Linked DNA regions of Homo sapiens: all the other regions are linked to region 2. Evidence: read pairs that join two places in POLR2A ChIA-PET (ENCODE). Cell type or tissue: MCF 10A. All regions are shown on one strand. Links, peaks and the distances in the headings refer to the core of each region. The heading gives the core; the rest is flanking DNA. Region 1 holds the start of SAG (S-antigen visual arrestin). Region 2 overlaps USP40 (ubiquitin specific peptidase 40). Region 3 has its middle 19 kb from the start of SPP2.

What was found. ChIA-PET counts read pairs that join two places held together with the same protein. Peaks named below come from ENCODE experiments on the same cell type or tissue, not always from the same donor. Only the 100,000 strongest peaks of a DNase experiment are listed, where the experiment ranks them.
Region 1: POLR2A ChIA-PET joins it to region 2 with 5 read pairs; 3 of 35 experiments call an interaction of 5 or more read pairs at or near these places.
Region 3: POLR2A ChIA-PET joins it to region 2 with 5 read pairs; 1 of 35 experiments calls an interaction of 5 or more read pairs at or near these places.

What each region holds. Positions count from the first base shown.
Region 1 is chr2:233,306,625-233,317,453 of GRCh38, forward strand. It overlaps SAG (S-antigen visual arrestin), which reads left to right and starts at 1,192. Exons shown (of 16, transcript NM_000541.5): 1 at 1,192-1,398; 2 at 2,538-2,640; 3 at 9,451-9,511. The coding sequence starts at 2,566. In MCF 10A, for the core only: no CTCF peak of the experiment used is centred there; no DNase peak of the experiment used is centred there.
Region 2 is chr2:233,536,787-233,547,615 of GRCh38, forward strand. It overlaps USP40 (ubiquitin specific peptidase 40), which reads right to left. Exons shown (of 32, transcript NM_001365479.2): 9 at 5,482-5,577; 10 at 3,876-3,983. It also overlaps the pseudogene PPFIA1P1. Among named protein-coding and RNA genes, the nearest start is that of USP40, 25 kb to the right of the region's middle. In MCF 10A, for the core only: no CTCF peak of the experiment used is centred there; a DNase peak (open chromatin) is centred at 5,925.
Region 3 is chr2:234,026,190-234,037,018 of GRCh38, forward strand. No RefSeq gene overlaps it. Among named protein-coding and RNA genes, the nearest start is that of SPP2, 19 kb to the right of the region's middle. In MCF 10A, for the core only: no CTCF peak of the experiment used is centred there; a DNase peak (open chromatin) is centred at 6,322.

The DNA of each region.
Region 1 (10,829 bases), core at 3,539-8,538, 230 kb before region 2:
AGCTCCCCTGAGGAAGTGACTCCTGGTCAAAAATCTGAAAGGCCAAGAAGAGTCAACAAAGTGGAGAGAGGAGAGGCTTGTTCCAGGCAGAAATAATAGTGGGAAGGAGGAAGCGTGGCAGACGGCGTGGAAGGAAAGGCAGGCAGAGGTTCCAGAGGCTGCAAGCTTTTTGCCTGCATTCTAAGAGCAATGGGTGATTGTAAGCGAGGGATGACAGGGCTCAGAAGGTCTCTCTGCCTCTGTGTGGAAAAGGGCTTGGAGGGTAGAAATAAATGTGGTCGGCTGGGTGCGGTGACTCATTCCTGGAATCCCAGCACTTTGGGAGGCCGAGGCAGGTGGATCACCTGAGGTCAGGAGTTCGAGACCAGCCTGGCCAACATAGTAAAACCCTGTCTCTACTAAAAATACAAAATTAGCTCAGTGTGGTGGTAGGCGCCTGTAGTCCCAGCTACTCTGGAGGCTGAGGCAAGAGAATCACTTGAACCTGGGAGGCAGAAGTTTCAGCAAGCTGAGACTGCACCACTGCACTTCAGCCTGGGAGGCAGAAGTTTCAGCAAGCTGAGACTGCACCACTGCACTTCAGCCTGGGAGACAGAGCAAGACTCCATCTCAAAACAAAAAACAAAACAAAAAAAAGAAAAGAAATAGATGTAGTCAGACAGTGGGGAATCACTCCGGTCCTGAGAAGCAAAGGCGGTGCTGGGGATGGGAGGATGCAGACAGGTTCCAGAGACACTGAGGGGATCAACAGGACTCCTGAAGCCATCAATCAGTAGGACCGGGTGGAGGAGAGGGACAGATCCAGCTTGGCTTGCATAACACCAGGTTCATCTTGAGGTTGACATTTCTCCTTGACCTTTTTGTTTAGTCCCCACCCGCAAGGTCGCATTAGCTGCCTGCTGAGTTTAATCAAATCTCTTCCTGTCCTGGCAATGCCCGGGAATGAAGAGATAATCAGTCTATTTCCAGAATCCAAAGAGGTTTAGAAGAAAAAGTAGCTTTCATTTAGCTGTTGGCCCTCCCACCAACCTTCCCCAAGTCAGCTGGGTGACTCATACATCTGTGAGACCCTCCGTATGGAGACCGGGGCGGGGGGTGTTGCTTAATGCTTAGAACTGCTGAAACTACCAGTTCACTGTCTCAGCACTAATCCAACTCTGCTCCTTAAGTGGGATTTGGCTTTTAGACATTGAGACCTGGATGCTGGGCATCCTCGCTAGATCCCCTACAAATTCCCCACATACGTAGGCCAGGAGCCTCAGCGGTGCCCCTTCAGGCTCATCTGGCAAGACGGTACCAGCTTGCTCAGAACAGGGGCTGGCTATTCATCATCTCAGAGCATAGAGACCCTCTCCTTGCCACCCGGCCCTTCCCACCTGGTTGGTGACAAATCACAAGGTATGTGACCACCACAGGCCAAAACCTTATCAGAAACCTGGGGCAGGTGTGGGGAAGAGCAAGGATGGGCGTTTTCCTGCAGACAGTATGTCCCGCCTTCACCTTTTCTGTGTGGTTTCCATAAGACTTGGTTGCTATTTAAGGAGACTTGGAGTGAGCGGGTGCAATGGCTCATGCCTATAGTCCCAGTGACTCAGGAGGCTGAGGCTGGAGGATCACTTGAAGCCAGGAATTCGAGACCAACTTGAGCAATACAGTCAGACCCAGTCTCTACAAAAAAACAAAAATAAAAATAAATTAGCTAGGCATGGTGTCACACACCTGTAGTCCTGGCTACTCAGCTGGCTGAGGCAGGAGGATCACGAGCCCAGGAGTTCGAGGCTGCGGTGAGCTATGATTGTGGCACTGCCCTCCAGCCTGGGCAACAGAACGAGCTCCTATATCTTAAAAAAAAAAAAAACCTCAGAGTATGCTTAATTCTAGACCGCTAAGATGGCCTCTTAATTGTAAAACAGAGTGGCTATCTCTTAGTAGGAATTGCCAAATAGAACTTTTGGGATTTTAATATATTCTTTTTTTTTAAAAAAAGTGATAGGATCTTGCTATGTTGCCCAGGCCAGTCTCCAACTCCTGGTTTCAAATGATCCTCTCGCTTCAGCCTCCCAGAATGTTGAGATGACAGGTGTGAGCCACAGTGCCCGGCCATTAATATCTTCTTGAAAACAGTCTTTGCGAAGTGGTTATGTTGTGGTTTTCAGGAACTTTTCTGATTTATTCGCCATTAGACACAGTCACGATAGAACTTTAAATTCAACCTGGCTAAGTGTGATAACACCAAAGGTTAGTCAGAAAGTAAAACCTCATTGGAATCTAGCTAGACTCCCTGGCAAGGTGTACTGAGAAATGTTTGAAGCTTACCAAGAAAAATAAAATATTGAAAACACCCCAAAGCATGCTGCAGTAAAATACAAACTAAGCAAAGACTCACCGATGAAACTCGGATGTTGAAGCCGGTACAAGGGCATGGTGAGGACGCACAGGATCTCGTGAGTAGGTTTCATAACTAGGATGTTCTTGACTTGATATTTAGGATTGTCTTACCTTTCTCCAACCCTCTAACACCTGACCAACACCCCAAGGTGGTAGAAGTTGCCAGGGACAGATAACATGGCAGCCAGCGGGAAGACCAGCAAGTCCGAACCGAACCATGTTATCTTCAAGAAGATCTCCCGGGACAAATCGGTGAGTGGTGCACAAGTGAGTGATTTGATAGAAATTATTGTTTAAAAAAAATGGAGCTTTTTCAAGTACAGTGTAGTCATGATCAACATCAAAACTCTTTGAGGGCCAGGGCGCGGTGGCTCATGCCTGTAATCCCAGCACTTTGGGAGGCGGAGGCGGGATAACTTGAGGCCAGGAGTTCGAGACCAGCCTGGCCAACATGGCAAAACCCATCTCTACTAAAAATACAAAAATTAGCTGGGTATGGTGGCAGGCACCTGTAATCCCAGACTTGGGAGGCTGAGGCACAAGAATCACTTGAACCCAGGAGGTACAGGTTGCAGTGAGCCCAGATGGTGCCACTGCACTCTAGCCTGGGTAGCAGAGGGAGACTCTGTCTCAAATAAAAAACAAACAAACACTGTGAGGGCCAGGGAAGCTTTGTGTCTATTTTTGTCTCTGTCTAAGATGGATGATCACTGAGCTATAAATGAGTGAATGAACTGCAGAAATAGAGCTTCTCTTCAGTCTCATCAAGACTTTAGTCCTGTGTCCCTCAGTTTTCTCCGAATCCCTCAATCCCCACACTGTCACCCCCACCTCTGCATCTTTTCCTAGCCAGCCTTGAACCCTTGACTTACTATTTAAACACAGTTTTGTCAGTACCTGTGATGCCCTTGGCCTTTTGTCTATCTATTGTGTCACCTGCCTGGGTAAAACCCAGACAGTGATCAATGTGACTCCTTCTTCTCCGTGCACCTACCCCACCCGGGGGGTCTCAAGCCTCAGCTGGGCCCGCAGGGCCATTGGATAAGGGAAAATGCCCCAGTCTGCCCCCTTTCCACCACTCTCCAGGGGCACGTTAGATGCTCCAGGTGTGCCCATGAACTTCCTCGCATGGGAGAGGGTCCACCGTCCAGCCTCTGTGGATAGCTCCACTCGAAAGCTTCTTGTGGGCCAAAAATCTAGCTCAGCAACATCTAGTGCAAGCCACATATGTAATTTTAAATTTTCTAGTAGCCACATTTAAAAAGTAAGAAGAAACAGGTGAAATTCATTTTGATGTTATATTTTATTTCAGCCCACTATATCCAAAAAACTATCAGTTCAACTTGTAAATAATAATATAAGAATTATTGAAATCTGATGTGTATTTTATGTTTACAGAACATGTCAATTTGGAATGGCCATATTTCAGGTGTCCGGGAGCCACCTTAAGCAGTGGCTACCCTACTGGACAGGGTAGCTCGCCATCATTCTGGCTTTTTTTTTTTTTTTTTTTTTGAGACAGAGTCTCACTCTGTCACCGAGGCTGGAGTGCAGTGGCGTGATCTCAGCTCACTGCAACCTCTGCCTCCCAGGTTCAAGCAATTCTGCCTCGGCCTCCCTAGTAGCTGGGACTACAGGCATGTGCCACCGCGCCCAGCTAATTTTTGTATTTTTAGTAGAGACAGGGTTTCACCATGTTGGCCAAGCTGGTCTCGAACTCCTGACCTCAGGTGATCCGCCCATCTTGGCCTCCCCAAGTGCTGAGATTACAGGTGTGAGCCACCGCACCTGGCCCATTGTGGCTGACTTCTGAACCCGGTATGGGGTCCAAAGAACCTCCCCATCCTTACCGTGCCACCCAGGAGATCCGGCTTTGCCTGTGTGCTTTCTGCCTTCTCCTCTCCTAGTTAAGGAACTCGGTCATTTTAATCAAGTACTCTGATTCTTTCGTTCTCCAAGCCCTTTCCCAAGTTGTATCTTTCCAGTCCATTTTATCTCAACTTCTGGCTGAAGAGGAAACCACTCGTGTTGGTTTCCCACGTTGTTTTCCCCTTGCTCCTAGATTTTCCACCAAGAAATGTAGATGGTTTTTGTAGATAAGTCCTCACAGGTGGGAAAAGAGAATTCAATTCCTGTCTCATGTATTCAGATCATTTTGCCAGCGATGTCTGTGTGGCCCCAGGCATGGTGTGCCAGGGCTCTGAGCCCATTTCTCTGTGATTCTCCCGACGCTGCCCTCTTCTTTGACCTTCATCCTCCAGCAGGTGGCTAAATGACTGCCCCTGCTCCTGGCGTCTCACCCACACTTGACAACATCCAGAAGGAAGAGGCTGTGGTTTCCTGGGGTCTCTTGTAAGGGTCAGGAAATCTTTCCCAAGACTCTTCTCTCATATCTCATTGGCCAAAACTGGGTCACATGTCCACTGTAAACCAATCCCAAGCCAGAAGAATTAGATGATCGTAGTGAATCAGGCCAATCAAGAATCGTACCCTGGAGCCGGCCTCCTCTGAGCATACCGCCTGGTGGAAGATGGTGGTCCCTGAACAATAGTTGGCGGCTTTTATCCAGGAAGAAGGGGTGTGTGGCTGTTGGATGGGCCCCCGAAGGCTGGCTACAGTCTCACATCACCCACTTCTCTACCTGCCCCCATCCTGCCCCTGTCCTTCCTGTTGCAGTGGAAGGGGTAGTTTGCTCCCATCTGAGGTTCACCACCTCTTACACCCTGGGTTTCATGGTTGGCCACCTTCTCAGGGGCCTCAGTCATTGGTCTGGCTGTGTGTGCAGCCTCTCCTCTCTGCTAGTACTTTGTCTGAGCATAAAAATAAGTACCAGCCAGGCGCGGTGGTTTATGCCTGTAATCCCAGCACTTTGGGAGGCCAAGGCAGGTGGATCACCTGAGGTCAGGAGTTCGAGACCAGCCTGGCCAACATGGAGAAACCCTGTCTCTACTAAAAATACAAAAATTAGCCGGGCGTGGTGGTGCATGCCTGTAATCCCAGCTACTCGGGAGGCTGAGGCAGGAGAATCGCTTGAACCTGGGAGGTGGAGTTTGCAGTGAGCCGAGATCGCGCCATTGCACTCCAGCCTGGGCAACAAGAGCGAAACTCTGTCTCAAATAAATAAACAAATAAGTACCGACCTCATGCACCTTAAGAACAACCACCAACTACCCTCGACCCTATATCCTTTCTAGTTCTTCTTCCCTTGCAGCCAAACCTTTTGAAAGAGAAGAAACATGCCCTCTCTTCACCTGCCCTTGTCTCTCCCGTCCACTCTGCAGTCCCCCTCATCAGCTCCACAGTCAGGCTGCCTAACTGGTTCTCCCCTTGCCGATCCATTCTCCAGTTTGCTGCTGGCATGAGCTAAATCTCAGTGCTCCCTTCTATAAAATGGGCTGCATTCCTGTCTCATTGAGTTGCTGTGAGGATTAAGTGAAACCATGTGGTCAAAGTGCTTAGCTTGGCCCCTGATACATGATAAGCACTCGAAATGCTATTTAATTCTTCCAAAAGCTATTTCTCTATTTAGCTTTCCTAAATACTGTTTAATTCAAGTCTTTCATCCTGCTTAAAACGCTTCAACGTCTTCTGAGGTTCTTTAGGGCCACGTCCTATGAGACCATTTCAGCAGCAGCAGCCTGCATCCCCATTCAGTGGCATGGTGAAGCCATTGGCAGTTCCAGAAGCATTCTCGGGGCCCCGGGCTTCGTATACATTTTGCTCAGAGAGCATGCCCTCAACCGTCCCCTGTCCTCTGGCTATGCCATTTGTCCACCAGGTAGAGCCTCCTCTGAAAGCAAGAGCCTTCCCTCTCTCCTTCCCTCCTCAGTGCCCTCCCCTCAGGCTTCCTCCCCACCAGCCTTTGCCCTGGCATTTATTCCAGGGGCACAATTGCCAGTTCACTTGCTGGGCTCCCAACCAAAGAGCAGGGACCTTGGGGACCAAGGGGATGTCTTCTTCGGTTTTTATTTTCAGTAGCCAGCAGCTGCTGGGGCCTCTGTAACCGTGTGTGGGATAGATGAAAGCAGTATTTGCCTAATTGACAGGCGAAGTCTAGCAAAGGAGACAGGCTCCTGCAAGAGCACCCAGAACACAGTGTGCTGCACACTGAGGTGTGGTCGCAGGCCACATGCTCCCGGGGCACCAAAAGCCAGGGGGTGCTGGGCAAAGGGAGAGATGGGGACCGTGAGGTGTCCCCTGAAGCGTGGGTAGGATTTCCCCCAGGTGAAAGTGCAGCAGAAGGGCCTTCCTTACCGTGGAAACAATAGGAACAGAGGCACAAATCTGTGGTGTTTGGGGGAGCTGTGGCAGAGCCGCTGTGGCCAGAGCCCAGGGAAGAGTGGAGCTGTTAGAGAGGATGCTCTCAGGGTGGCCACGCACAAGGCGCTGGGGTTTATTCCACAGAGAAGGAGTGAGCAGCCAGTAGACACTGAGCAGCAGAATAGCGAGGTCATAGTTACCATTCCTGCAAGGCAGCCTCCAAATTGGTTGATTTGGGGAGAATTTTTTTTTTTTTGAGACAGGGTCTTACTCTGGAGACCAGTGAAGATCTCTTTACCCCCTTTGTGGGAGAGCAGGGTTGGAGTACAATGGTACGATCGTAGCTCACTGCAGCCTCAACCTCCTAGGCTCAAGTGATCCTCCTTCCTCAGCTTCCCAAGTAGTTGAGACTACAAGCAGGCACCACCTTGCCCGGGCTAATCTTTTTTTTTTTTTTTTTTTTTTTGAGAGATGGCAGGGGACAGAGGAGGGGGTATCACTTTGTTGCCCTGGCTTGAACTCCTGACTTCAGGTGATCCTTCCCACCTTGGTCTCTCAGTGTTGGGATTACAGGCATGAGCCACTGTACCTGGCCAGAGGAGAGTTTTTAAAAGGGGCTGTTTGCTAGGGTGTAGGCAGGTGTGAAAGAAATCACAAGAAATAGCCAGGTACAGTGGTGGCTCATGCCTGTAATCCCAGCACTCTGGAAGGCCGAGGTGGGTGGATTGCTTGAGCCCAGGAGTTTGAGACCAGCCTGGGCAACATGGCGAGACCCTGTCTCTACAAAAAAATATAAAAAATTAGCTGGGCATGGTGGCGTGCATCTGTAGTCCCAGCTACCTGGGAGGCTGAGGTGAGAGGATCACTTGATCCTGGGAAGCAGGGGTTGCAGTGAGCTGAGATAGTGCCACTGCACTCCAGCCTGGGCGACAGAATGAGACCTTGTCTCAAAAAAAAAAAAAAATTACAAGAAAGAGCTCCATGCGCCACACGGCAGTGACGAGCAGCTGGGTGCTGGCACCTCCCTGGGGTTAAGGGATGAGGGATCGCACAATTCTCAGAACCCCGAGGCCCTCAGGGCTACCTCCCAGGAACTGTGATCCCCACTAGAGGGCTGTGCCAGCCGCAGGCCCAGCCACCATGCAGGCAAGGTGGGGACAAACATCTGGCCCACCTTGCCCAGAAGCCAGAAGACCAGGGAATCTACTAGGGCAACACGCCCTGGTCAGCCCCGCAGGGTGGATCTTGAGGGCAAGGCCAAGACACCCACAGTGTTTAGGAAGCTGGGACTCGCTGCAGCAACCAGCAGGTAGCAGTGTGTGTCCCGGTCAGCCCGCTGCTCACAGGTGCCAGGCTTCCACACCACCCAGGCTAGTGAGGCCTCCCAAACATGCTTAGCGCTGGGAGTATAAGGTTTCCTACGGAATCTTCTCTGTAAACCAGGGTTCTAGTGGTATTTGCTGGAAGTCACTTCAGCATCATTCATGCGAGTAACCTAGAGGGCACAGGGCTACGCTTCGGGACATCTGATATGGGTGAAAGGGGAGCGTATAGGAGAGGACTTAATGCCAACAAAAATGATTTAGGCCGTTCCTGGAATTCAAAATATTCATTCGAAGAAGGGGGCCAGCCAAGGGGGCCACACTCAATGAAAGAGTGTACTCTCATTCATTGGTGCACTTGGCAAACACTGAATCCCTGTGTGTCCTAGACTCTGCAGTAGATGCTTAAAGATGTGCAGAGACTCCAGATTACTACCACCAAGCCACAGTCCTATGGATTAAAGTGCTGAGGGCTGGGAAACCCAACCCTGCTCTCCCATAAGTGGGTAGAGACCTTCGTTGCCAGGGGCAGGACAGGGCCAGGGCCTGTGGGCCCAGATGATGGCCATCCCCTTCCCACCCAGCTCCCTCAGTGCGTGGCTTTAGGTCTACCTGTGCAGTAGTTCACCTGGTGGGATTTCAGGGGCTTCTCCAGAACTCACACCTCTTTGCGTTGTCCAGAAGTTCTTTTTTTTTTTTTTTTTTTTTTTTTTTTTGAGACAGAGTCTTGCTCTGTCACCCAGGCTGGAGTGCAGTGGAACGATCTCTGCTCACTGCAACCTCCACCTCCTAGGCTCAAGCAACTCTCCTGCCTCAATCTCTCGAGTAGCTGGAATTACAGGCGTATACCATCATGCCCAGCTAATTTTTGTGTTTTTAGTAGAGACAGGGTTTCGTCATGTTGGCCAGGCTGGTCTCAAACTCCCGACCTCAGGTGATCCGCCCGCCTCAGCCTCCCAAAGTGCTGGGATTACAGGGGTGAGCCACCACACCCAGCCTGTCCAGAAGTTCTTGTGACAAAGAGGGGCTACCTTTCATTCCACAGCTGGAAATAAAAGATTTAACATGCAAATGGATGGCAAAAGTCTCATTTACATAATTTTCTTTCTTTCTTTTTTTTTTTTTTGAGACGGAGTCTCACTCTGTTGCCCAGGCTGGAGTGCAGTGGCGTGCTCTTGGCTCACTGCAACCTCCGCCTCCCAGGTTTAACTGATTCTCCTGCCTCAGCCTCTTGAGTAGCTGGGACTACAGGCGCGTGCCACCACGCCCAGCTAATTTTTATATTTTTTTTTAGTAGAGACAGGGTTTCACCATATTGGCCAGGCTCAAACTCCTGACCTCGTGATCCGCCCGCCTTGGCCTCCCAAAGTGCTAAGATTACAGGTGTGAGCCACCGCGCCCGGGCTGCTGCTGGTTTTTATCATGGATGCCTTAGCTTAGCATTCTTTGGCCCTTAGACCCACACCTGTTCTTCTTGCAGGTGACCATCTACCTGGGGAACAGAGACTACATAGACCATGTCAGCCAAGTCCAGCCTGTGGGTAAGTTGCTTGGAGAAAACTGTAATGCTGGTTTTCCTTTAAGTCACAGATAACCGCTCACTTTGTGTTTTTAAAAACTGGCCTTGCTAATAATCTAAATAAAGACATGCAAATTAAAACATCAGTGAGGCGCCACTGGCTGATTGGAAACAATTTTATTTATTTTTATTTTTATTTTTATTTTTATTTTTTTGAGATGGAGTTTCATTCTTGTTGGCCGGGCTGGAGTGCAGTGGCATGATCTTGGCTCACTGCAACCTCTGCCTCCTGGGTTCAAGTGATTCTTCTGCCTCAGCCTCCCAAATAGCTGGGATTACAGGAATGCATCACCACGCCCAGCTAATTTTGTATTTTTAGTAGAGATGGGGTTTCACCATGTTGGCCAGGCTGGTCTCAAACTCCTGACCTCAGGTGATCCGCCCGCCTCGGCCTCCCAAAGTGCTGGGATTACAGGCATGAGCCACTGTGTCCGGCTGGAAAGAATTTTAAAGAGTGTGAAGAGACAAAGGACTCATGTCTGGAATGTATGAAGAACGCTCAGAACTCAGCAGTACAAAAAGCAAGATCCTATGAGAAAATGGGGGAAAGACAGGAAGATACATTTCATCAAAGAAGATACATGAAGACAAGCAAGCACATGAAAACATCTTTGGTATCATTAGCCACTAGGGAAATACAGATTAAAGCTACAGTGAGAGCATATTATACACCTACCAAAATGGCTAAAATATTTTAGGTTGGTGCAAAAGTAATTGCAGTTTTTTGCCATTACTTTCAATGTAGTGGCGAGATCTTGGCTCACTGCAACCTCCACCTCCTGGGCCCAAGCGATCCTCCGACCTCAGCCTCCCAAGTAGCTGAGACTACAGGCATGTGCCACCACGCCTGGCTAATTTTTGTATTTTTTGCAGAGATGGAGTTTTGCCATGTTACCCAGGCTGGTCTTGAACTCCTGAGCTCAAGTGATCTGCCTGCCTTAGCCTCCCAAAGTGCTGAGATTACAGGCGTGAGCCACTGCACCCAGCAGCAGCTTCTTAAAACATGAAACACATACTTACCATATGACCCAACAGTTGCATCCCGGGCACTTATCTCAGAGAAATGAAAACTTGTGTCCTCACAAAAACCTATACATGATTGTTCACAGCAGCTTTATTTGTGGTAGCTCCAAACCGGAAAGAACCAAAATGTTTCTCAGAATGTCCCACGTCAGCTTCCTAGTTTTGATATTGTACTGTAATTATGGCAGATGGAACCATTGGGAGAAACTGGATGAAGGATACTAGGGACGTCTCTGTACTATCTTTGCAACTTCCTG
Region 2 (10,829 bases), core at 3,447-8,446:
AAAATAAATAAACAACAGTATAATAGTGAAAAATAATAAAAACTTAAAAATACAGTACAACTATTTACATAGCATTTATATTGTATTAGGTTTTTTTGTTTCCTTTTTTTTCTTTTGGAGACAGGGTCTCATCCTGTTGCCCAGTCTGCAGTGCAGTGCATGATCATAGCTCACTGCAGCCTCAGACTCTTGGGCTTAAGCAATCCTCCACCCCAGCTTCCCAAATAGCTGGGATTACATGTGCGCACCACCGCATCCAGCTAATTTTTAAATTTTTTGTACAGATGGGGTCTTGCTATGTTGCCAGGACTGGTCTTAAACTCCTGGGCTCAAGCAATCCTCTTGCCTAGACCTCCCTTTTGCTGGGATTACAGGTGTGAGCCACCACGTCCAGGCTATGTTAGGTATTATACGTAATCTAGTGATAGTTTAAAGAATAGAGGAGGATGTGACTAGGCCATATGCAAATACTATGCCATTTCATGAAAGAGACTTGAGCATCTGCAGATGTGGGTGTCATCTGGGGATTCTAGAACCAATCCCCCATAGATATGGAAGGATATAGTTAGACTCCCAGAAAAAGAAAGAGAGATGAGGCAGAAAAAGAAATTGAAGAAATAATGGCCAAAATTTTTCCAAAATTTTAAAAAAGACTTTGGACCACAGATATTAAAAATACTTAGCAATAGAATGTAAATAAACACAAGGAACACAATACCTAAATACATTATTGTCAAACTGCTGAAAACCAAAGATAAAAAGAAAATCTTAAAAGTAGACCAAGAAAAAGAAACATTACATTCAAGAGAATGAAATAAAAAATGACAGTTGGCTTCTCATCCAACATACTGGAAGCCAGAACACAATGGGCCTCTTTAAAACACTGAGAAAAACACAAAAATGATTAACTTATAATTCTGTATCTATCAAAAATATCACTAAAAAATGGAGGTAAAATAAATATTTTCAGACAAAATCTGAAAGCATTTTTCACCTGCAATTCTGAACTTCAAGAAATGCTAAAGGAAACTCTCTAGGTTGAAGGGAAATGATATTAAATGCAAACCTGGATAAATAACGAGCAGTAAACTCCAGAAAAGATAAATACGAAACACTATTCTTTCCTTAATTTCTTTAAAAGTCACTAAAGTGTTTAAGCAGAAGTAGTAACATATAGTGTAATTTACATTACATGTAATGGTAAAATATAAGAAGGCAATAGTAGGAAAAATGGGAATGGGAAAATGAAATTATACTATTGTAAGCATCTTACAGTATACATAAAGTGGTATACTATTAATTTGTAATTTATCATGTTAATTTATATATAGTGTAATCGCTAGATGAAATTAAATAGATTAAAAAGCCAACAAAAGAGCTAAAAATGGGACACTAAAAATTTATTAATCCAAAAGAAGGCAGGAAAGGAAAAAGAAAATAAAGAATAGAGGAGAAATAGAAAACAAATAGCAAGATGAGAGATTCAAACACAGCCATATCAATTATATTAATGTAAATAACTAAACATTCTAATAAAAAGGAAGAGACTGTCAAACTCTCTGTCATTTGACAGAAAACAGAAGAGCAGAGAAAATCAACACAGGCAAAGTCGTTTTCTTGAAAAGTTTAATAAACTTGATAAACCCCAGCAATGAAAAAGAAAGCTAAAAAAAGACAAATTATCAATATCAGAAATGAAAAAGGAATCATAAGTTCATATTCTACAGTCACTAAACGGATAATAAGGTGAGATTTTAAACAACTTTATGCCAACAAATTTGACACCTCAGATAAATGAACAAATTCCTTAAAAACCATAATTTTCCAAAATAAACAAGATCCAACTTCATACTGAGACACACATGTATAAGAAAGCTTATATGGCTACATTAATACCAGACAAGGTAGATTTCAAGGCAAGGGATATTAGCAGAGATAAAGACAAGCATTTCTGGTGTGGTGGCTCATGCCTATAATCCCAGCACTTTGGGAGGCCAAGGTGGGAGGATCTCTTGAGCCCAGAAGTTCAAGACCAGCCTGGGCAACATACGGAGACACCATCTCTACAAAATGAAAAATAAAAAAAAGAACACATAGCCAGGTGTGGCCAGGTGTGCCTGTGGTCGCAACTACTCAGGAGGTTGAGCTAGGAGGATCACGTGGGCCCAGGAGGTCAAGGCTGCAGTGGGCTGTGACTGTGCTCCTACGCTTCAGTCTGAGTGACAGAGCAAAACTCTGTCTCAAAAAAAAGGCAAGCATTTCACGCCAGGAGGCAATAACAATCCTAAATGTGTATGTACCTAATAATATAGCTTCCAGAAGATACATGAAGCAAAAACTGTCAAAACTTTTTTTTAAAAAAATGAGACAAATCCACAATTATAGTTGGGAGATTTAAAAATTCCTCAGTAATTAATAGAAAAGGCAAAAAAAAAAATAAGAAGAATAGAGAAGAAACAAAGAACACAATCAATTTGACCTAGTTGTCACTTGTGAAATGCTACATCCAATAACTGCAGAAAACAACCTCTTTAGTGAACACAGAACATTGAGCAGGATAGACAACACTCTGAACCGTAAAACAAGTCCTAAGAAATTCAAAAGAACTGAACTCATATAGAGTATGTTCTCAAAGTACAATGAAATTAATTAGAAATCAATTTACTGACATAACAAAAAGATAACTAGAAACCCCCTAAATATTTGGAAATTGACCAACACACCTCCAAAGAACTCAAGAGCCAAAGAAAAAATAAGAGAAATTAGAAAATATTTCAAACTGAATGAAAATGAAAGCTTGTTGAATATAACTGACTATATTCAACAATATAACTATAATCAACAATATAATTTGTTGAATATAACTAGTGCTTGGAAGAAAATTTATAGCTTTAAAAGTATTAGAAGGTTTAAAAAAAAAACTGAGTTACCAACCCAAGTAGCTAGAAAAAGATGATCAAATTAAGTCCCAAGAAGTAGAAGAAAATACTTTAAAATAAGAACAGATATCAGTGAAATAGAAAATAGAAAAGCAATAGAGAAAATCAATAGCATTGCATCAAATTATATCTAAGGCAAAAGCTGGTTTCTTGAAAAGGAAAAAATTAACTTGATGGCCAGGCAGATCACTTGAGTCCAGGAGTTTGAGACCAGCCTGGGTGACATGGCAAAACCCTGTCTCTACAAAAATTAGCTAGGTGCAGTGTCACATGCCTGTAGTCCCAGCTACTCAGGAGGCTGAGGCAGGAGAATCACTGGAGCCTGGGAGGTGGAGGTTGCAGTGAGCTGAGGTCGTGCCGCTGCACTCCAGCCTGGGCGACAGAGTGGACCTCAACTCAAAAAAAAAAAAAAAACAAAAAACAAACCAAAAAAAAACTTGATAACCCCCAAGCAACACTGATGAAAAAAGGTGAGAAAATAAAAATTATTAATATCAGAAATGAAAATGGAACATAGCTTCAGGTTCTACAGACACTAAAAGGATAATGAGATATTTTGAACAAGTTTATGCCAATAAATTTGATACCATAGATAAAAAGGCAAATTCCCTTACTAGAATTTTGTGTAAAAAATCAAGTGAAATCTGGGTGAATACCTGAAGACATTTCTCTAAGTAAAATGATAAGCTTTAGGGGATGAACTCTGACATTTTTTAGGAGTCACTCCCCACTATTTTTGCTTACTTCTTGTTTCTATGATAAATAACTCAGTAAGTAATACTTAATAAGTAACTTAGTAGGATTCTAGCCATTATACAAATACGGTGATTTTATTTTCACCTATTTTAAATATCCTTCTGCAAAGGAATTCATGTTGTTGCGATCATAATGAAATTTCTTGGGACTAGGACTTCCCAAAACGATGCCATGTATTACCTTCCGCAGTGGTCCATGCTGTTTTCTGTACTTCTTGTTCCAAGATATTCCTATCTTTTTCAAAAGTTTCTGGCCCAGCTGATCAACAGGAATTAGATTATTCTCCTCCTTATGAGAGAAACACAGTCACTCAAGAAAATCTGATGAGAAATAATTGCATACTTAACAAATTCAAAGAGACCAACAGGATTATACCTAATTAAATATGCCTAGAACAGCAAACACGTAAGTTGATTCCATCATAATTATTTTATTATAAAAAGTTTTTTAAAAACTGGTTAAGCCTCAGTTGAGAAAACTTGGATTTTTGCCATTTTCCATGTGCCATCTTCCATTTGAAGAGCAATATCAAAAGTAGCTCAAGGTTTCGTAAATTCCCAACATTAAAAAGGAATTTTCCATTTAAATGTGTAAATTACTGATATTAAACAAGAATTTTGGAAGAGATACGTAAGTACAAAAACAAAGATGATTAATGTCTTATCTAAATGTTTTGAAGTATAAACAAGTTCTAAAAGGGGGTGAGATGTAGCGGTGACAGACTGAATTGTATCTCCCCAAAATTCATATGTTGAATTCCTAACCTACAATATTTCAGAATGTGACCACATTTGGAGATTAGACCTTTAAAGAGGTGATTAAGGTAAAACGAGGCTGTTTTCCATTTTAGAGTAGGCCCTAAGTAAATCTGATTGGCATTATCATAAGAAGACGAAGTTTGGACAAAGTGACACCAGGGAAGCACACACACAGAAGAAACACCATGTGAGGACACAGGAAGAAGACGGCCATCTGCAAGCCAAGGAGAGAGGCCTCAGAAGAAACCAAAACTGCCAACACCTTAATCTTGGACTTCCAGCCTTCAAAACTGTCAGAAAATACATTTCTATCATCTAAGCCATGCAGTCTGTGGCATTTTGTCATGGCAGCCCTAGTAAATTCATACAATAGTCATAGATCAATATAATTAAAGTACTCGACCCAGGTCCCTAGCAGGAATTATAACAAATCATTTATTAAGGATGAATGAATAAATGAAAGAAGACCTCACATCTTTAAAACAGCATATTAAACAAACTTTAAAAGTCATCTACTTGAGATATTATCAGTGAGTGCTAGGAATGAAAAAGGGGACACACTTTCAGGTCACATAGACATTAAAAGGATAATATGGAAATGCAATAAATTGCAAAACAGCATTTAGTAAAGCTCAATTTGGTTTAAAATGACAATAATAGCCAAAAAAGTCATAACCCAATTCCAATATACATATATAAACATAAAGAAAACAGAATGCAAAGAATATATATCAAAGTGTTAACAATAACTGTCAGTATCTGGCCTACTTATACTTTTTATCTTTTGTATATATTTTCTGTTTTTTTCTTGAATTTTCTACCATGAATATGTATTTCATTCATAACCAGAAAATCCCCACAAACATCATTAAAATATAGATACAGAGAATGTCCTTAAGGAAAGACTATGAATGGTAATAATATCACACCTAGCAATTAAACCGCATACATTCTTACATATATACACACATGCACACATACACACAATACATACCATACATACAAATACATACACACACATACTATACCTCTAATAAGATTGCTTTTAGAATCATCAGTGGATGATCAATCTCTTCTTCACTCTGGAGATCTTTCAGATTCACATCTGGTTTACTTTTTTCCTCCTAGGAAGGAAAACAGTATGAGTTTCTATCACTAACCCCTTAAAAAGTAACAAAATAGGAATGTTGGCCAGGCACAGTAGCTCACACCTGTAATCCCAGCAATTTGGGAGGCCGAGGCAGAGGGACTGCTTGAGCCAGGAGTTCAAGACCAGCCTGGGCAACATAGAGAGACCAGCACACTCTACAAAAAGATAAAAAAAATTAGCCAGGAGGTTGAGGCGGGAGGACTGCTTGAGCCCAGGAGGTCAAGGCTGCAGTAGGCCGTGATTGCGCCACTGCACTCCAGCATGGATGACACAGAGCAAGACGTTGTCAAAAAAAAAAAAGGTTTCAAGATGATGAAATGGTGGTAAAAACATCACAATAATCTGCATATGCTTGGAATGAGGCAGACCTGGCTTTGAATTCCAGCTCCTGGTTGAGCAATCCTGGACAATTTACTTCATCTCTCTGGCTTTAGTTGTAAATTGGGAATACGAAACAAGTAAACCTTCTAGCACAATACACACAGTGGGTTCCAATATTTTCCAGCTTAGCACTACTTTAGCTACATTTTACATAATTTGATATGTTGAGTTTTCATTAAAATTCAGTTCAAAGTATTTTCTGGTCTTCATCCCGTATGGTCTCATTCACTTGTGTTGACCTAAGGAAATTCTACTCATCTTTGCAGGCCAGGCTCAGATTAAATACTCCTTTCTATTTCCTGACCATCCAAGTTTTCACCCCATTTTATGAAGGTATTGGGGAACATGTCAAAATTCCCCGGTAAGTTATTTTCATTGCCTTTTATTTCCATACATGCCATCTTGCAGAAGTATTTTAAATGGACTTAAAACCAGAAATACAGATAGTCCTAAACAATGCAAGCCAAAAATAAATAATCAATAAGTGATGGAAAAATATGGCAGGCCAGATACAACCATCCTGCTACAAAATTACTAAAAATGCTAGATAAAGTAAAACCAAAACAAATAAAAACATCTTAAACACACCATGAGCTTGCAAGAACATCAGGGAAAACTCTTCTGAGGTCAAAAAAGTGAAATGGGAATGTGGGGAAGAAATCCAAAGATGAGGCCTCCAGATGTGCAACTGCTATGGCCAGAGTAGTTAGGTTCCCCCAAAATTCATACGTTGAAACCTAACCGCCAATGCAATAGTATTAAGAGGTGGGGTCTTCAGGAGATAATTAGGTCACAAAAGATGAGCCCTCATGAATGGGAGTAGTGCCTTTATAAAAAAGGCCTGAAGGAGTTTTGTGTGTCCTTTCTGCCATGTGAGGACACAGCAAGAAAGAGTCATCTATGAAGCAGAGCAAGTCCTCACAGACACAAAATCTGCTGGTGCCTTAATCTTGACTTCCCAGCCTCCAGAACTGTGAGCAATAAATTTCTGTTGTTTACAAATTACCCAGCCTAAGTGTTGTGATAGAGCAGCCTGAACCTGAATGGACTAAGACACCGATCTTGCTGACACTGAACTTCCATTTTGATGCCCATACAGGGCAGAGTTGGGGAGAGAAAGCCTAGGCCTACCCAAAGGAGGGAGTCGAGGGACTGGTCTTTCAAACAACAATCAATTCTCCAATTCTCTGACATCAACTAGGTGTCACACAATTGTATTCAATTCTGACACTATCAGGTGACAGCACAGACTCCATAAGTTGAGGACTCAGTCCCGTAAGACTGTTCCCTACTTCAAACACCAACTACATACGGAGTCCCTAGGGTACTCACACTTCTGCCTGGCTGATTACAAATTCTAGGGTTCCCATCACCCCAACTCAGGTTCATAATTTTCTGGAACAACAGTTAAGAACTCAGGAACTTATACTACACTTTATTACAAAGGATATAAATGAATAGCCAGATGGAGACAGACATAGGGCAAGGTCCAGAAGGGCCCAGAGTTCAGGAAACTCTGTTTCCGTGGAGTCGCGGTGGCCACCCTCCCAGCATGAAAATGTGTTCACCAACCCAGAAATGCCCCAAACCTAATTTTTCAAGAGGTTTCACTGAAGTTTCATTACAGAGGCATGACCGATTAAATAAATCACTCGTCACTGGTGACTGAACTCAATTTCCTGTCTCTCTCCCCTCCCCAAGGTCAGGGAAGCAGGGCTGAAAGTTTCAACCCTCTAATAATGGGACTGGCTTCTCTGGCAACCAGCCTCCATCCTGAGGCATCTAAGAGTGACTTCATTAACATCAACTCAGGTTTGGTGGAAAGGGGCCCATTATGAATAACAAAAGACACTCCTATCACTCAGGAAGTTCCAAGGAGCTCTGTGCTAGGAATGGGAACTGGAAAGGATGACCAAATATATACTTCTTAATATATCACAATGACAAAATCCGGCAAAAAGTTGGAATCCCTAAATGGCTATACCTTCAATATAACCACGACCTAGAAAAAAAATCCACCTTACAATAAAGGACAATGAGGAACTGGCTTGCCTTGACCTTGATACTGGATGAAGGGGGAAAAATGTCCTTTAATAATCACAAGTAGGTCCTCATGTGGGTTTGTGTCCCAAATTCATACTAGCTGTATTGCTCTAAAACCATCAATTTGATGTTGTTAAGGGCTGGTAGCGATCTCAGGCTTGTGTTAGAGACAAACACAAATCTTTCTTGGAAGAAGGCACTTTTAACTCAGTCCTCAAATTACTCCCGTAAATCAAGTTCTTAAAAAGCAAACAAACAAGCAAAGCAAGAAGCCTACAGTCCACAATACTAAAATCACAAGGAAATACAATCAGCAACATCAGAAGATATCCAAGTCAGACCTACAAAGTCTTCAGATGCTGCAATTATCAGAAAGAAAATAATAAAATAAGTATGTTTAAGGTGCTTGAAGAAATTTATGACAACGGGATAAGAGATTTAAAAATGACAGGAGGGAAGAGGCAAACCGGCAATGTAGAGATGATGCTTGAGCCTATGAGCCCAACATATGACAAGTTGATCCAGATGACATATAGGCTGGGCCCAGTCCTCCTCCACTCTGCCAGTGTCTGACCCTGGCCATGTTGGGACAGGCTGGTCCAGTCATAGAGCTGCCAATTGGGTGCTGTCATGGAGCCTTCTTTGCCCCACTTCCTCAAATGTGCAAGATGATGTTCCAAATGATGCCAACCATCTGTGAAGCCAAAGTCCCCCCAGGAAGCTGGTGGCATGGATCAGGCTCCTCTTTATAGCCAGATCTACATTCACATTTTGCAGTTAGTGGCCTCCATGCTAGAAGAAAGGGATCATCTTCCAGGCACACTAAGAGAGACTAAAATGTTGGCTTTAACCCAGAGAAAATTACACGAGATTGGTCCTGAAAACTACTCCTTACAGGCAGTACCTACTAAAGAACTCCATGTATGCAGGGCACAGCTCCTTCAAAGGGAAGAAGTAATTGCTGAACTGTAAGTGGAAAGAACACTACCTGGCTACGATTAGAATATTTGGGACCCTTTGTCTGTGGGCACAGGGGATCTGTCAGGATAATGGTAGTAAAGAGACAAGCACAGTGTCCACCAGATATATCTACTGCAGGTGAAATTCTTAAAGCACAAAATCATTATCTGAACACCATGAAGTTCTGGATGAAAAGCTAGTGATTCTTAAACAACAGAACAATAAGAAAAAAAAATAACAAATGGGATGCTTGATAGCCATTAACAAGAAAACATACCAAGCACAATATTCTATTGTTCTCTAAGTCCTGAGGAAGACCTTGCTAAGGTGTTAGAGCTTCAAAAATGGACAGGCAGTGCAGAGACTGAAGCCACATGAAGGAATGCCTGCCTGCCCTTTGAGTCATGTCACAGAACTGGGAAGAGATCCTGATGCTGCTAGAAAGAAGCTGATCAATTCTGAAGAAATGAGCACAAAACTCCAAAAGAGATGTCCAGGAAACCACAACCCAAAAGAAATTCAAGGAAGAGAGAAATCACTACTCTCAAAACATGCTGCCTCACCAGAGTGTGAAACTGCCTTTGTACATGACCTCAGTGATAAACCTGAAGATGAAATTGCAAACAGATATTTTATGCATCAAAAAACTGAGGATAAATATTGCCAGCTAGAAAAATACCTCAAATCTTCAAACTGGCTGAGCAAAAACTGTAGCAGGCATCAAGGAATGTAGGGGCATACTCCCTGAGGTGGAACCTGGGCTGGCACAGAGGCTGGGAGCACTTCCTAAGACTGAAGAGAGACACGGCAATATTGAAAAAGGTCACAAAAGGTGGAGGCACAACTGGAAGAAAAGAGCCACGAACTGCAATGGGAATGGGCAAGGCAAAAAAAATGAACACCATAATAAACACTTACCAGACATGGACAAGCTTCGATCAGAATCTAATGAAAGGCTTCATCTTAAAGAGAGAGCAAAATAAAGCCTATTTGATAAGATAAGGGGAGTTTAAGGCGGAGTGAGAAGGCCACTTTCTTAAGGATTCTCTACTGTGGGAAACTAAAAATACAAGAAGGTAGTTTGAGGGAAGGTATAACAACACGATAAGGATTGGCTCAAATTAAACATGGTAACAGTAAGGGCCGAAACACAGTAGATGAGGATAACAAGTGTTTAACTTCCTCTAATTGGGAAGGTGCCCGGCAAGCTGGTATCTTGGCAAATGTGACACAAGCATTTGAGAGCAATGCTTGTACAGCTTTCCCAAGCCAGAATGGGAGTTCCATTCACTGCAGTAAGCAAAAGAAATGGAAGGCAAAGGATTTGGACAGGTAAAACAAAACTGTCTTTTTCCATAGATGACTTCAACATGAGTGTTTAGCAAGATTATTGGTTGTTAGTGTATAAATTGTTTAATATTTTATATATTTTGGTATATAAAATCAACATACTAAAGAAAGTTACATTTCAATACATCAGCCACAAACACTCCAGAAAACACAAAATTTAGGCATAGATCATCTCCCTGGTAAACATGTTCCTGGTAGAACACAGTTTGACTTTTTTCATATCCAAACTTTACAGAACATGTATCTCTCAATACGTTCCAAATACAACTGATAGAATGTCAGAAATACAGACGAACACTTTGAAAAGCTGGCTGAGTGTCATCAAAGGGACTGTGCATCTTGGATACTGCTGGCACCACGAGATGCCGTATTACAAGTAAATGTGGAGCAAGTATTCGTCAACAACAGCATTAACTTTCTGATAACAGGAAGCTATGCTTTAAGCATTTTACATCCTAACATTACGGTTTGTGACTTACTTATAGACGTTTT
Region 3 (10,829 bases), core at 3,853-8,852, 490 kb after region 2:
CTCCCCAGCTCCCCCACCCTCCAGCCCCTTCAAAACCCATCAAAGCCCCAGGACTTTGAGCACTGCTATCCTTCGGAGTGTCAGGCAACCACAATACTCTCATTCCAAGGGAGGGTCATTTCCAGGTCAGGAGAATCATTTTCCTTCCACTGCTGAGAGCTCCAGAATCCTGGATTTAGGTTCCTTTGTTATGAGGTTTCCTCTTCTGATCCTTCCACAATTAAGTGACACAATTTCTCTCCCCATTAAAAGGCAGGAGGCTTTCATTTTCAGACTTGAAGAGCATTTGACTTGAATGGAAGCACTTTTGAGTTCAGAGAGGGAAGATAAGTTCATTTTCATTGAGCACCACGGCTCACCTCTTCATATGATTTGCTCAGATTAATTCTCCAGTATTTCACATTCTCAAAGAATGTGAAAACCCCACTGATGAGACGGATCATGAAGCTTCCCTGGGCTTCAGTTCCCTCATTAGAAAAAGGAATGATTTGAACCAAATAATTATGCAGGCTCTCCCTGCTTTGAAATACTGACATTTTGTCACTGCTAGAATAAATGGAAGGAGAGCACATGGCTTTGGTCAAAACAAACAACAACAAACCTTCTTGACCATTTTGGTTGCTTTTACGTGATTTCTGTAAATGTGGCAGGGCAGAAAGGACAGGTGTTAAATGATGAGTGTTCACACCTTCCCTCTCCTCTCACAGCCTTCGGAAGGGTGGAGTTTCCTGCTTGGTTCACCAGGCAGTCTTTGGTTGTGGGAATGAACCTGGTGGTAGAAAAATGAGGAAACAGGAAGGTTCCAGGGAGGCAAGTGGAAAGGAAGAAGGGGGCCCGCCCGGCTGCATTCGAGAGAATTTACCGAGTGTGGAGAGGAGGAGTAGCAGGATTTTGGGCCCTGCCTCGCTTGTGTGCGTGTGTGTGCGTGTAAGCGTGTGCTCTGTCTGAAGCTCTCCTTCTACCCACTCCCTACTCTCTGTCATGGCCATTTCAGACCTCCATTATCCTCAAAGGCTTTGGTTCCTCTTGTTCCCCAATCTCCTTCTGTAGTCTTGGCAAATAGTCTGACTTTCTACTTTTCCATTCCAATAGCAATTCTCTCAATCTCTCTCTTCCAAGTTACAGACCTTCATCCACCTGGACCAGAACGTTAGGGTTCTTTTCTACTGCAGTGGAGGAGTGTTCTTTTGTTTTCTCTAAGGTCAGCTGTCTCCTCCTGTGCTTTGGATGCCATCCCCTCCATTCTTGTCAGGAACCTTGTAGCAGTGATTACCCCTCCTCTCGCCTTCCCTTAACCTCTTCCTCTCTCAACTGGAAACTTCCATCAGAAGTATTTCAATTTGCTCAAGCCTTTCCCATTTTCACTATATAAAGCCTATGCCCTCCCTCTTCCCATTGCCCTTTCTGTCTCCTTTCTTTCGTAGTCTGAGTTTTCAGAAATGTCCCTATACTCATTGTCTCCATTGCTTTCCCTCTCTTTCTCTGCTTAGCCTTCTCCAGTCCACTACAGCCTTCATTCCCCCATGAAGCTCCTCCTTCTAAGCTGGCCAGTGATCTCAATGTCTTTATACCCAATGACATTTTTCAGTTTTCCCATTACCTCATTGCCCAGCAGATTTGACATTGTTGACAACTTCCTTCTTCCTGAACTCTTTCTTCTGTTGATTTTCTGGAAACCACAGTCTGCAGGTTTTCTTCATACCATTGACTGCTACTTCTTAGTCCCCTCTGACTGCAATTCATCCTACTCTGACCACTGAATCTTGGCCTTCCTTCCTTCTCTGTCTTAGGCTCTCTCCTGGACCACCCGGGGTCAGCTCATTCACACCCATTGCTTCAGTTATGGTCTAGATTCTGTTGATTCCTAGATTTATAATTCCAGCCCAGGTTTCCTATCTGAGCCCCTCTCTGCTTATCCAACTGACATCTTGATATACACTCTTTAATGGTTTTTAATTTTTTAATTTTTTTTTTTTGAGATAGGGTCTCACTCTGTCACCCAGACCAGAATGCAGTGGTGCGATCTAGGCTCACTGCAACCTCCTCCTCCCAGGCTCAAGCGATTCTCTTGCCTTAGCCTCCAAAGTAGCTGAGATTACAGGTGTGCACCACTGCGGCCAAGCTAACTTTTGTATTTTTGGTAGATTCAGGGTTTCGCCATGTTGGCCAGGCTGGTTTTGAACTCCTGGGATTACAGGCGTGAGCCACCATGCCCTGCCACTCTTTAATGTTTCCACCAGGCAGAAATCTTGGAGTCATTTTTGGCACCCTCTTACTTTTCTTTTCATATCCTGTTGATTGTATCCTCTAAACATCTCTGCAATCTAAACACTTCTTTCCTTCCCTACCGCTGCATCTTTGTCCAGCTTAGACTTGGACTGTTATCTTTGCCTGAAGCACAGTAATAGACTTCGACACTTCCTTGTGCACCTACTTATTCCTGCCCTCCTCTAACTCTTCTCCAACTCTAGACCAAAGTGATCTCTTCAAAATGAAACTCTGATCATGCAGTATTTAAAACCCTTACATAGCTTCCGCTTGCTCTTGGATTAACGAACAAGATTGTTACTGGGGGCTATAAGGCTCAAAATGCTCTGGTCTGGCTGGGCGCGGTGGCTCACGCCTGTAATCCCAGCATTTTGGGAGGCTGAGGCAGGCGGATCACGAGGTCAGGAAATCGAGACCATCCTAGCCAACACAGTAAAACCCCGTCTCTACTAAAAATACAAAAAAAAAAAAAAATTAGCCAGGCATGGTGGCGGGTGCCTGTAGTCCCAGCTACTTAGGAGGCTGAGGTAGGAGAATCTCTCGAACTCGGGAGGCAGAGCTTGCAGTGAGCCGAGATCATGCCATTGCACTCCAGCCTGGGTGACAGAGTGAGACTCTGTCTCAAAAAAAAAAAAAAATCTCTAGTCCTACTTACCTTTCTAGCCTTATCTGATACATATTCTCCCTCTCTGATCTCTATCTCAATTTCTCAAGGACACTATGGAGAGGGAAAGAGATGCTGTTAATAGTTAGTCTTGGACAACAGGCATAAAATATGACCACACTGAGCAAACTGTATGATGCCCTCACTCAGGAATGACATTCTCCTTCCTACTGCAGGCCCTTTTCTTGCTCTATTCCATCTGCCTTGGAACCTCTGGCCTCTCTTCTTCGCCTCATTAATTCTGATTTGCCTTTCAGGTCTCAAGATCCACTTTTTCAGGAAAGCCTTTCTTGACTCCCTACCTCAAATACTCCTGTGATGTACTTTTGCAACACTTCCTACGGAGCCCCTCCTGAGTGCCATTGACCTCTTTTGAGATTCCTCATCACTGTTGCCACTTTGTGTGCATTTATGAGATTATTTGATTAATATTTAATCTTCTCCACTGAAGTGTAAACTCTCTGAAGCCAGGAATCATATCGAGGTTCGCTCACTATTGTATCCCCCACATTCAGCTCAGTGCATGACACATAATGACTAAGTATTATTTAATAGGTGAATCAGCAAAGAAATCAGCTCATTATTGGGGGGTAACTATCCATTGGTTTCTTATGTTTGTGCACATGTTATGAATAGAGATACTGACTACTTTTGTTTCTGACTATCTGTCTATTCAAGCATTTTGAGTAATGAACAGCCTTGGAAGATACAGATGAAGTCCCCCTTCAGAACAGAGGACAGACATGCTAGCTTCCCAATATAATAAAGATAATGTCTTCCTCTAAAGAAAAGGGCAGGTGTGCTTCCTGCCCATAATAAGTGATTCCATTTCTCTCAGATCAGTGTTCTGCTGGAAATATAATTGACTGCATATGCAGGTATAATATGGCTATTTTCGTGTTGCTTTGTGGGAATTGTAGCTCAAGTAACCAATGCAAAAAATATTGAAACCCTGGCACCTGCTGTAAGTAATAAACTGTCTTTCATCTCTAACAAATAATCTTGTGTCTTCTTTTAGCACTCATGCTAGTTGCGTGTTTGGTGAAATCTCAGACCCTTCACAGTTTTTGACATTAATTAATTATATTTTATTCATTCTGTATATTTCTTAGACTTTAGTATCGAGATGTGCAGAAATAAAACATGTGAATGTCTTGAGTATAAGTCCCTGTTTTTCCTTATGCATTGACAAACTACATTCCTGAGATCACCCCTACATGATAATCCGAAATAAGCAAAGGTTTTATTGACCATCTCTCTTACTTATTCACTTTTTAATGTTCCCTTTTTCTCCTAATTTTGTCATTTTTTTCCTCCTATGTTCTTTTTTTTATTAGTACTGGTTTATTGCAGAAAATTTAGAAATATTAATATGTCCTCCTATGTTCTTAATCTATGGTCTATTTCCTTTCAAATGGTTACATTAATTTCTCCCAGGGTGTTAGCTGATCTTTATAGGGGACTCTTAAAGAGGAAAAACATCCAGAGTTTAGCGAAGTATAGTAGAAAAAGCCCTGAATCAGAAATTAGGAGACATAACTTTTACATATGTACAGGCATAACTAGTTATGTGAAATTGGGCAGGTCACAAAGCTCCAGTTTCCTCTTCTGAACGCAGTCATTCCTTTATGCATTTATTTATTCATTCAACAATCATTTATTGAATTATTTGCAATAAATGACTTAACTGCTGCCTTCAAAAAACCCACAGTCTAGTGAGAGAGAAAGACAAACTCAAGATATTAACACAGTGTGAAAGGCATGATAATAGAGGAAATCCCAGGGAGCTGCTGTAGGACCCATGGGATTAGAGCGGAGACAGAGAGCATGGGATTAAACTGTGCAAGGGAGGTGGAGTCTGAGCTGAGTCTGGTTGGGCAAAATAACTTGGCCATGGAGAAGGTGAGGTAGGGAGTTGTAGTCAAAAGCAAGAGAAAGTCCCTTGCAATGCTTGTTGAAGCTTTTCCCTCTTCTCCCTACTTAGGCTTTGCCTTGGCTCCCAATCCCTCCAAACCTATAGTGGTGTCCCTAAGGGAGAGTCTTATCACCCCTGTGGCCATGGCAAGTGGCCTAGTAGAAGGTAGTGTAACAACCCAGCAGAGAGCTCAGGCACCTGCCTCCACCACTAACCCTGCAATCTGGGCACCATATTCCTGTCTGCAAAAAGGGAGTCACATTTGGTTTCTCCTGCTGGGTTACCGTGGGGATGTGAGTGCTCAGCATAGTCCTTAGCCCATGAAAACTATCCAAGTGGTTGCATCAAAATTGGGGAATACTTTGGAAATTATTCATCTCATTTCTTTTTTGTCTCTTTGAGAACATGACATCACCTCTAGTTGGCCCAGGACCTCCATCTGCCTGAGGGTGGGAGAATGGAGCAGAGATTAGAAGTGTCTCAAAGTCACACAGGGAGGCCAACATAATTTTCAGTTTCTAACGTGCAAAATAGGATTAGGCAGCAGGAGGTTAGCTTTGAAATACAGAATATTCTCTTGAGGTGAAATTACAAGTTTTTTTATTTCCCTGTCTTGAGTATTCTCCCACCAACACCTTCGTGACAGTCTTCAGAAGAAAGATAAAGGCAATTGAGTGCATCTGATGAGAAGAAGCAAGGCAGTCATCATTATTTACATCTACGTGAGACAAATAAAAAGAGTTTAATGATTTCAGTCACTAAGGGCTAGGGGCCTCATTCAGAAGACAGTGGTTTTTGACCCCAAGACCTGCCCTTGTCACTATATTTTTCAATAGCACATGTTTGGAAAATGACTGCTTTAAAAATGTATATATCCTCCCAGGTTGAAAATAACTTCATGCTTCTTAGTAATTTTGGAGAGGTACAAAGCAATCCCAATAATTTGAAAGCATCACAGACTCTTTTAGAGAAGTTTTTGGAGTGCTTTCAATGGTTGAGCCCATAAACATGTCCACTGATTTACATTTTAAAAATGAAAGAGTGTTGTATTAAAATATTTGGATTCTGGTCACATAGTAAGGCTATTGTGCTTCCAGGGGTTAGCACAGGATCAGACTTGGTTACTGGAAGTATCAAAATTTGCAAATTATCCTTCAAATGAAAATTATTCAGTTCTTCAGGTTTTTTGCTTATGACTGGTGCATGTTTGCTGGTTGTGAAAGTGGAAACAGATACAGGATTTGCTCCCAGTCTGAGCATCTGGAGTTGAGTGGCAGGGAAGCTAATAAGGCATCTCACTGCATTCTTCCCTTTTCTTCCTGGATGGATGACATGTGTTAATGTTCATGTAAATCCTTGCCCCACTTCACTCTAAGAGCTGAAGCAACCACTTAAAAGTCTTTTGTCTGTTTGTTTTTCTTTTTTCTTTTCCTATTTCTAAGTAATAGACTCATACTGCTAGTTTTGATTGTTTAGCATTTGTGACTTCCTATGGTGAAAGAATAAAGACTTAGTCATTTCATGCCCTGTTCCCAACCCCACCTTCATCCTCCCAAGAGAGTCATATTATAGTTTTTGTTATTGTTCAGTGTTTGTATTATCATGACCAGAAGTATTTTTCACAGCAATACCGCATTTCCTTTTGTGGTTGTCATTAGTGCTCACTGACAGATATTTTGTTCTTAACTTTTAAGGTACATAGCAGGACTTGCTTTCCTGCTCCCTTTGAATTAGGTAAAGTCATGTGACTAGGTCTAGCCAATGAGCTCCAGGCCAGAGCATGTAATTACTGGTGTGAAACTTACCAGAGCTCTCTTTCTGTCTGGTATTGCTAACTACCAATATTCAAGAAATTTATGAGTGATGCTAGCATAATGGTGGATTGGAAGATCCAGACCCTCCTTTTACCCATGCACACACTGATTTAATAATAATACATGGGGCAACTTCCTTTCTGAGAAGCCCAGAAACAAATAACAAGAAGTTCCTGCATCTGAGATGGGCATGAGACCAGCTGCATAAAAGTCAGTAGGAACATTCAGGGCACTTTTCTTGGCCTTGTTCTTCCCTTCAGTACAGCACAAAACAAATGGGTAAAAAAACCCAAAACTCCTGGCTTCTTCCTTAGGAGGTAAGGAATTGAAGCGTGTGTCTAAAGGTCCAGCTTTCTGAGTGGCTGCCTGAGGGACTGGTTTCTGTTTGCCTGAATGTAAGCACTGGCAGGAAGAAGCACGAGGCTGGTAGGGACACTGAAAATAAAGGCAACAGTTTGGACTAGTATATACTCATTTACAATAGCCCCTCCTCCTGGCTCAGCAGAGAATGAGTGGGTGAAAACTCTCAAATGGTAATTTCTCCCTGGGGAAAGAAATTGTTGGAGCACGGCATTTTGCAGAGCTGCCTGAAGTACTGATTTCTGTCTCATCCAATTCAGGGTGCTGATGGGACCTAACATACTCTAGATTCCTGGTGACTACTGAAAAAAAAAAAAGCTGGAGCACATGCTGCTGCTACAGAAGACCCAGAGTACAGCAGGTAGACACCAGAGGAAGTAAGAGATTATGAGCATATGAAGATAGAAACAAGCAAATTCTTCTAATTAGAAATTTACACACACTCGCCAAGAGAAAATACATCCATAGAAAATTTGAGAGACCTCCAGATTTTCTACCTGTGCTAATTGGCGAAGGTCTTTCCCTGCATGAAGCCAGTCTGTGAATAATGGGAAAGGTGCCTGTTCCTTTGGATTTGCAGATATCAACTCCAAGCTACAGAAACATAAAGAAACTGGAAAATATAGCCTAATCAAAGAAACAGAATAAATCTACAGAAATTGGCCCTAAATAAGTGTAGGTATACAAAACACCAAACAAAGAATTCAAAATAACCATCATAATAATATTCAGTGAGCTCAAGAAAACAGTGTTTGAACAAAATTTGGATCTCAACAAATAAATAAAAAATATGAGAAACAAACAGAAATTTTGGAGCTAAAGAATGTAAGTGAACTAAAAAATTCATTAGAGAAGTTCAACAGTAGACGTCATCAAGCCGAAGAATAAGCTAACTCAAAGACAGATCATTTGAAATTACCCAGTCAGAGGAGCAAGAAGAAAAAAAGAATACAAAAGAGTAAAGAAAGTCTAAGGGACTTATGGAACACCATCAAGTAAACAAGGCTATGCATTATGTGAGTCTCAGAAGAGAAGGAAAAATGAGCACAAGGCTTATTTAAAAAAATAGTGGCCAGAACTTTTTAAAAATTGAGAAGGAAAAGGCACATCCAGATTTAAGAAGCCCAGTGGTCTCCAAATAGGATAAATTAAAAGAAGTCCATACAGAGTAATATAATAATCAAATGATCAAAAGTCAGAGACAAAGAGGGAGTTCTGAAGGCCTCAAGAGAATGCATAAAAGAAAACTCCATAAGATATCAGGGGATTGGGATGTACATTCAAAGTGCTGAAAGTAAAAATTTGCCAACTAAAAATACTATATCTGGCTTAATGGTTCTTCAAAAATGAAGGAAAGATAAAACTTTTCCAGATAAACAAAGCCAAGGGAGGCCATCACAACTAGACCAGCCTTACAAGAAATGATAAAGGAGGTCCTTCAAATTAAAATGAAAGATTGAATGGCAGCACAAAAGCATATGAAAGTATAAAGTTTGCTGATAAAATTGAATATATAGATAAATACAGAATACTATGATACTGCAATGATGGTGCATAAATCATTTTAAATGCAGGTATAGGAGTTAAAACAAAGTATTCAAAATAACTATATAAAATATGTTAATGGATACAAAGTATAAAGAAATGTGACATCATCAACATAGAGTTTGAGGAGGACCTTCAAGATAGCCAACTGGCAGCATCTGACACTTGCCTCCTCCATGAAAAATCAAAATAACAAGTAGACAGTCACACTTTGAATAGAGCATCTGAGAGAGAACACTGGAATTTAGCAGAGAAGTGACAGAAAACACCACAGGCATGGAAGGAGAGAGAAGCAAGGCAGTCAGTTCACTGGGATTGGCTGGGAGCCTGGAGAGGCTCCCCAGTCTAAAGAAAGGGTAAAAGATCCCCAGCTGTGCACATTCCCACCATGAACTTCTGCAACCCTAGCCATGGGAGAACCCTTCAATCCTTGTGGGGCCTACGATAGCATAGGGAGCTGCCTGAAGACCATTCCAGAAAGGAGCCTCACACTGGGTTCCTCATCCAGCCCCCTTTCCCCATTCCTAAGTAGCTGTAGCTTGGCACCATTTTGAGAGCTCAGTCCTTACCAGACTGCATCCCGCCCTGGGACCCAACAGCCCCTACATTTACACATTTCTAGGGACACACTAACATTCCCACTGCATTCACGAAGAGGACTGCATCAGCACAATGCCAGCTGGACTCAGTGGAGCAGCAGCGTCCCCAGCATTCTAGCACACACAGTGTCTTGCACCTGAGGGAATGGACAGTGGAGGACACTATGGAGGCTGCCCATGGGACAAAGAGAGCCAAAGCCTGTGCTTCCTAAAGCCTGAGAACTGCCTACATAGGGTGGCTACCACAGACAGCAACTCCAGCCTCCTCTAGCATTAGGGCTGCTGTACACACACCCTGAGAACAGACTCAGCCACCATCCATTACAGCCACTTCTGCTGCCCGTGGAGGCTGAAGTGCATGCCACTGACATTAACCCTGCTTCCTCAGCAGCAGAGCTACAGTTCTCAGGAGGCCTGAGACCTGCTTACCTGCAGCTGCAGCCACTGTCAGCAGCCATGCTTCCTCCAGCAACAGGGCCGTAGTGCACTTGCACATGCCCCAAGGACAGGCTCCCTGCAACCACTACTCTCACTGCTGTAGGCAGCCAAGCACTCTGCTGAGGAGGGCCTGGGGATCAGCCCACCCTGCCTGCCATAGCCAGCACCCAAGCACACCACCAGGAGCCCTTAGGCCAGACCTACCTGGCCTGGCAATGCACATGTACCCCCAACATCCCAGTACCCAAGCACATCCCTGAGGGCCCTGGAATTACCCTGCCCTGTCCATCACATCTAGTTTCTGTGCACTTCTCCTGGGGGCCTGAGGAAAGACCCATCCAGCTAACCACTGCCACCAGTGGGGCCCAAAGACTGGTCCACTTGGTGTCCTTGTTACCAGCAAAACCTCACAATAGCCTCCACTAATAACTGCAGCTCAAGCCACTGAAGAAATCAGACACCACTATTGCTGGTTATAGCCAAAGAAATCATATAAGACTATACTTCTGCACACACCCAGAATAAAAGCTAAAATGTCCTATCCAACAAACACCATAGATTCATCTTCAGGAGAAGGTCTTTCCCTATAAAAGCCAATTTTAAAAGTTCGAAGAAGTGACCATTGTAACAGATGCACAGCTATCAATTTAAAAATGTAAGAAACAGGAACAAACATGGAAATATGAAACCTCTGAAGGAACACAATAATTCTTTAGCAACATATTTCAATGAAAAGAAATTTATAAAATGCCAGGAAAAGTATTCAAAATAATGACATTTAAAAAGCTTAGTGAGATAAAAGAGAACACAGATGAACAATGCAAAGAGATCAGGAAAACCATTCAGGATATAAACAAGAAATTCACCAATATCATAAACAAAATAAAACAAAAAAACAGAAATTTTGGAACTAAAGAATTAAATGAGAGAAAATATTTGTTCAAGAGCATCAATAATAGACTAGAGCAAGTAGAAGAGTCTCAGAACTTGAAGACAGGTCTTTAAAGATAACCCAGTCAGGCCAAAAAGAAAAAAAAAGAGGAAGAAGAAGAAAAGAAAAAAGAATGAATAAAGCAGATGTGACATATGGACACCACATAGAGACCCAATATGTGAATTTTGGGTGTTCTAGAAGGTGAAGAGATGGCCAAAGGCATAGAAAACTTTCTTAACAAAACAATAGCTAAAAACTTCCCAAGTCTAGCAAGAGGTTTAGATATCCAGAT